Regions from separate parts of the Homo sapiens genome. Here region 2 is linked to region 1. A link is an interaction called in ENCODE POLR2A ChIA-PET data of the cell type or tissue named here. Cell type or tissue: OCI-LY7. All regions are shown on one strand.

What was found. Peaks named below come from ENCODE experiments on the same cell type or tissue, not always from the same donor. Only the 100,000 strongest peaks of a DNase experiment are listed, where the experiment ranks them.
Region 2: POLR2A ChIA-PET joins it to region 1 with 7 read pairs; 1 of 35 experiments calls an interaction of 5 or more read pairs at or near these places.

What each region holds. Positions count from the first base shown.
Region 1 is chr2:223,801,493-223,803,992 of GRCh38, reverse strand. All of the region lies in intron 1 of AP1S3 (adaptor related protein complex 1 subunit sigma 3), which reads left to right. Among named protein-coding and RNA genes, the nearest start is that of AP1S3, 35 kb to the left of the region's middle. In OCI-LY7, no CTCF peak of the experiment used is centred here; no DNase peak of the experiment used is centred here.
Region 2 is chr2:224,523,389-224,525,888 of GRCh38, reverse strand. All of the region lies in intron 3 of CUL3 (cullin 3), which reads left to right. Among named protein-coding and RNA genes, the nearest start is that of CUL3, 61 kb to the left of the region's middle. In OCI-LY7, no CTCF peak of the experiment used is centred here; DNase peaks (open chromatin) are centred at 1,318 and 2,048; H3K4me3 peaks cover 2,289 bases; H3K27ac peaks cover 2,500 bases.

The DNA of each region.
Region 1 (2,500 bases):
TTGCACTTTACATTTGTGCTGTCCACTTCACCTTTCAAAGGTCAGGAAAATTGCACTCATTATTAAGTACCTTTTGGAATTGATACTCTCATCTATTTTTTTTTTTTTTTTTTGAGACGGAGTCTCGCTCTGTCACCCAGGCTGGAGTGCAGTGGCGCGATCTCGGCTCACTGCAAGCTCTGCCTCCCAGGTTCACACCATTCTCCTGCCTCAGCCTCCCGAGTAGCTGGGACCACAGGCTCCCGCCACCACTCCCGGCTAATTTTTTCTATTTTTTAGTAGAGACTGGGTTTCATGGTGTTAGTCAGGATGGTCTAGATCTCCTGACTTCATGATTCGCCCACCTCAGCCTCCCAAGATACTTCCATCTTTATAGTTCCTCTGCCTTGTTTTAGTGACTTCAAATTTCCTACATTATTTTCTAAACTCAGGTGTACAATTTTCATCACAAAGGCATTACATGACCAGCCATCCTGGGACTTTTAAGAACAATTTTCGTTGAGTACATCACCTTTACCACCATCCTAAGTGCCATGCTGTTAGGAAAAAACCAATGAGTTGTTGCAAGAAGCAAAAAGCAATTACATATGGAATTTTGAGCAGTAACATTTAGTAACACTAAAATTGTGCCATGAAATTGATAGCATTTTGCATACCATTTTAGCTCCTCTTGACTCATCTTGCATATAAGTTAAAAAATTAATTGGCTGTATTTAAGTTTGAATAAAGCTTTAACTTTCTGAAAGAGTGAATTTATAAGAAAATTTATGACCTGCTTGAATATGGAAGATCTTGGAGCTGGGGTGGATTGCCTTCATGAAGTAGAAGTAATTTACAAGAAGAAAAACAACACTTCTTACTCAGTTGTTGGCAGATATATTTATGTTTGTTTACATCTGATAACATCATAAAAATTTAAACTTGGCTTTCAACAGGGTTCAAGCAGTCATAGGAAAAGGTTGGTCTGTACTATCAACCATACTGAAATTTTCATTGCTAGAAATGTTCAGATTTTAACACAATTAAGTTAATTGTAGTAATGGAAAAACAATCTTACTTTGGTTCTACCATATATTGATTTATGTAGCCCAGGATATAGATTTATTGCAGTTTCACTACAGAAAATGGTTGGTTGTTCAAAAAATATTCCCAGATTATTTAGTTTCCAGAAAGTTACATTTTTTTTGAGAACTGTGAACCATGGGGTAGATCAAAACTCCAGAGAAAATGCCCCTTCCTGAAACCACTGATGAGACTGGTAACAATTTATTTCACACTGTGATCCAACATGTTTCAGAGTAAATGAAAGTGAAGTACACTATTAAGAGTTGGGCTTTGGTGCGTTTGGGATTTGTGCGGTGATTTGTTAAAGTTGTTTAAGAGCTCTTGGCCAGGAGTGGTGGCTCACACCTGTAATCACAGCACTTTGGGAGGCTGAGGTGGCCGGATCACCTGAGGTCAGGAGTTCGAGACCAGCCTGGCCAACATGGTGAAACCCTGCCTCTACTAAAAATACAAAAAAATTAGCTGGGTATGCTGGCAGGTGCCTATAATCCCAGCTACTCGGGAGGTTGAGGCAGGAGAATTGCTTGAACCAGGGAGGTGGATGCTGCAGTGAGCCAAGATCACACCACTGCACTCCAGCCTGGGCAAAACAGTGAGACTCTGTCTCCAAAAAAAAAAAATAAAATAAAACTGGATGCTTTCTTAATAAGGAAGAAAGCCCAGCAGATAGTGACTGTACCTTCCTCCCCTCCTTCCTTACCATCCTCCCATCTCATTTCTCTTAGAAACAGGGATTTCCCTGCCAATACAAGGTCTGTTTAGTTATCTTAAAATCTCAAAGGAAGTAATGGCTCCTCCTCTCAATAACGTTCCAGACCCTCAGTAGAGATATACAAACAATCTTTTCTAAGTTCCTCATCACTCTCTAGGAAGAGATAAGAGCCCACGTTTGATCAAGCTAAACTAGTTAGATGGCCTCAGATATCTTTTGCAAAATGTTGACAGTTCAAAAACTTTACTTAGAGCTTTTTCTACCTATTTTATTGTCACTTCTGTGATAAATGTAATACTAGTGACACAGAATGACTCAGTACTAGTGTCATTATTGTCGTCAGTTGAATTTTTATTTCTTCTTAGTCTCTGTAAGCCTAGGCCTTTTGGCCTCTCTGCTTGTTTTTATGGTGGTCACAGAAACCGTTAGTATTAGATGGGGCAGAGGGAGCTTTAAGTGTTACTCTCTCATGGGCCGGGTGCAGTGGCTCACGCCTGTAATCCCAGCACTTTGGGAGGCCGAGGCGGGCAGACCACTTGGAGTCAGGAGTTCGAGACCAGCCTGGCCAACATGGTGAAACCCCACTCTACTGAAAATACAAAAATTAGCCAGGCTTGTTGGTGGGTGCCTGTAATCCCAGCTACACGGGAGGCTGAGGCACGAGAATTGCTTGATCCCAGCAGGTGGAGATTGCAGCGCCACTGCACTCCAGCCTGGACAATA
Region 2 (2,500 bases), 720 kb before region 1:
TTAGCTCTTAAGTTTTATACCATCTTAAAACTGAAAGTGAACAGCTAGATGTAGTGTCTGAGGAATTATGATAATGAAGGAAGAAAACAGAGTAGATTAAGTTGATCACAGTTTCTTTAGGAACTCTTCAAGTAGGTTAATATAAGCCTTCCTTGGCTGAGTCTCCCCAACACTGCTACTCAAAAGAGCAAATAATACTTTTACCTTTGGTGCGTGCCAGGCACTGTTTAAGCACTTTATGTATGTTTATTTAATCCTAACAATATTATTATCTTATCATTATTTTTGTTATTTTTAAGCAATACTTTAGGAGATCAATAAAACAAAAAAATTTATTGTGTTTCTTTGAAGGTAAATGTTTTTCCAAATACATAACAACAGATATCATTTATTACATACCTGTATCACTGTGCCACATGTTTTAAATACTTGACCTTAAAGTTGAATGTTATCTCCATTTTTGTGAATGGAAAACTGAGGTTAGAAAGATTAAGAATGAGGTTAGAGAGATTAACCCGCCAAAATCATACATTTACTGAATAACTGGAGTAGAACATTGGATTTAAGCCTTTGAATTTGCAGTGTTTGATTTTTGATTCAAATTTGAATTTAGAAGTTGATTCTAAAGCTCATGGTCTTCACCACTGTGCTCTATCAATCACCTCAGTGCAAAAGAATTACATTAATTGACTGTTTAGTAGAGTTTATGATAAACCCAGAATTTTAAGGTGTATCACTTGTTCCATATATTGAAGCATTTAGTTTGTTTACATTTAAAATAATTACTGATACATTTGGGTTTAAATTTACTGTCCTGTTTTTTTTTTCTGTCTCATCTGTTCTTTATTACTTTCCTCAGCTTTTTTTTTTTGCTTTCTTTAGATTAATAAGTGTATTTTATTACCCCCACCCCCATTAGCTTATTATTTACATGTTATTTTAGTAGTTACCTTAGAGATTATATGCATTAGATTAGTTTTTTGTTTTGTTACTTACCACTTTCTGGGTAGGGCAAAGGTCTTAGAACATTTTGACTTCTTGGGGTTTTTCCCCTTTGGTTTTTATACTTTTGATCCTGGGTTGTTTTTGTTTTGTTTTGTGGGGGAAACGGGCAAGCATGGTGTTTTAAAATTTGAATTCCAGTATTGTTTGTGAAAAATTGTGGAGGCCCTGCATGATACCTTCCTCCAAAGTAAATTTAATTTTGTTCCGGCAGGCAGGTAAAGTACAGTCAGATCACCGTGATCTAGTTGAGGCTAGCTTTTAGTTAGTGTTGGTCTGTTAACAGTTTGCCTTTATTTCCAGGACATACCTATTCACAGAGCATAGTTCCTCTGGGGTCTGAACTGAAAGAAAGCCTGAGGTGTTTGCCAGGTTGCCTTCTGAATTAATGTTCCTAGAATTCTAACAGTTGTCTCTTCAGCACAGATCTTCAGCCTCCCTTTGATAGTTTCTGTTTGGATTCTTGGTGTCATCACCCCTTGCTTAGGGTGCTGTATCAGTAAACATCTCAGTGAAAAATTTCTTGCAGAAATTGCGGCTCTTTGTGTTTCTCTCCTCTTCAGAACCTTGACATCTTAAGTCCTAGCTGCTTGGTAACCAACTCCACTTTTGTCTTTCTGGTTGGGCTCTTATTTCCAGTCCTCCAAAGACAGCAAGTGACTGAAGGGAACCAGTGAAGGCTGGTATGGGGCTCCTCTCAGTATGTTTGCCTTTTCTCCGGAATCTTGGCCCTACAAGTCTAGGTTGCCTTTGTTACTCTTGATGCTTTTAAACACTGGGGGTTTTTGGTTTGTTTTTTTAATTGTGGTCAAATACATATAAAATTTACCATCTTACCCTTAAGTGTGCAGTTCAGAGCTATTAAGTGTACGTTCACATTGTTGTACAGAGCTGTCACCACCATCCTCTCCAGAATTCTTTTCATCTTGCAAAACTGAAATTCTGTACTCACTAAACAGTAACTTTCCATTTTCCCCTCCACCAAGCCTCTGCCAGCTACCATTCTACCTTCTCTGTTTATGATTTGATCACTCATTACCTCATGTAAGTGGAATCATAAGGTGTTTGTCCCTTTGTCACTGGCATATTTCACTTAGCATGTCCTTAAGGTTCATCGTATTACGGCATATGTGAGAGTTTACTTCCTTTCTAAGGCTGCATAATACCGCATTCTATGTGTAGACCACATTTTGTTTATCTGTTCATCTGTTGATGGACACTTGAGTTGTTTTCACCTTTTGGCTACTGTGAATAATGTTGCTGTGAACACGAATGTACAAATACCTCTTCAAGATGTGCTTTCATTTCTTTTGGGTGTATACCCAGAAGTGGAATTAGTGGATCCTATGTTAATTGTTTTTGTAATTTTTGAGGAACTGCTATATTGCTTTCCACAGCAGCTATACTATCTTAGGTTTCCACCAACAGTGCACGAGAGCTCTAATTTTTCCACATTCTTGTCAAAACTTGTTATTTTGTGTTTTGTGTTTTTTTTTTT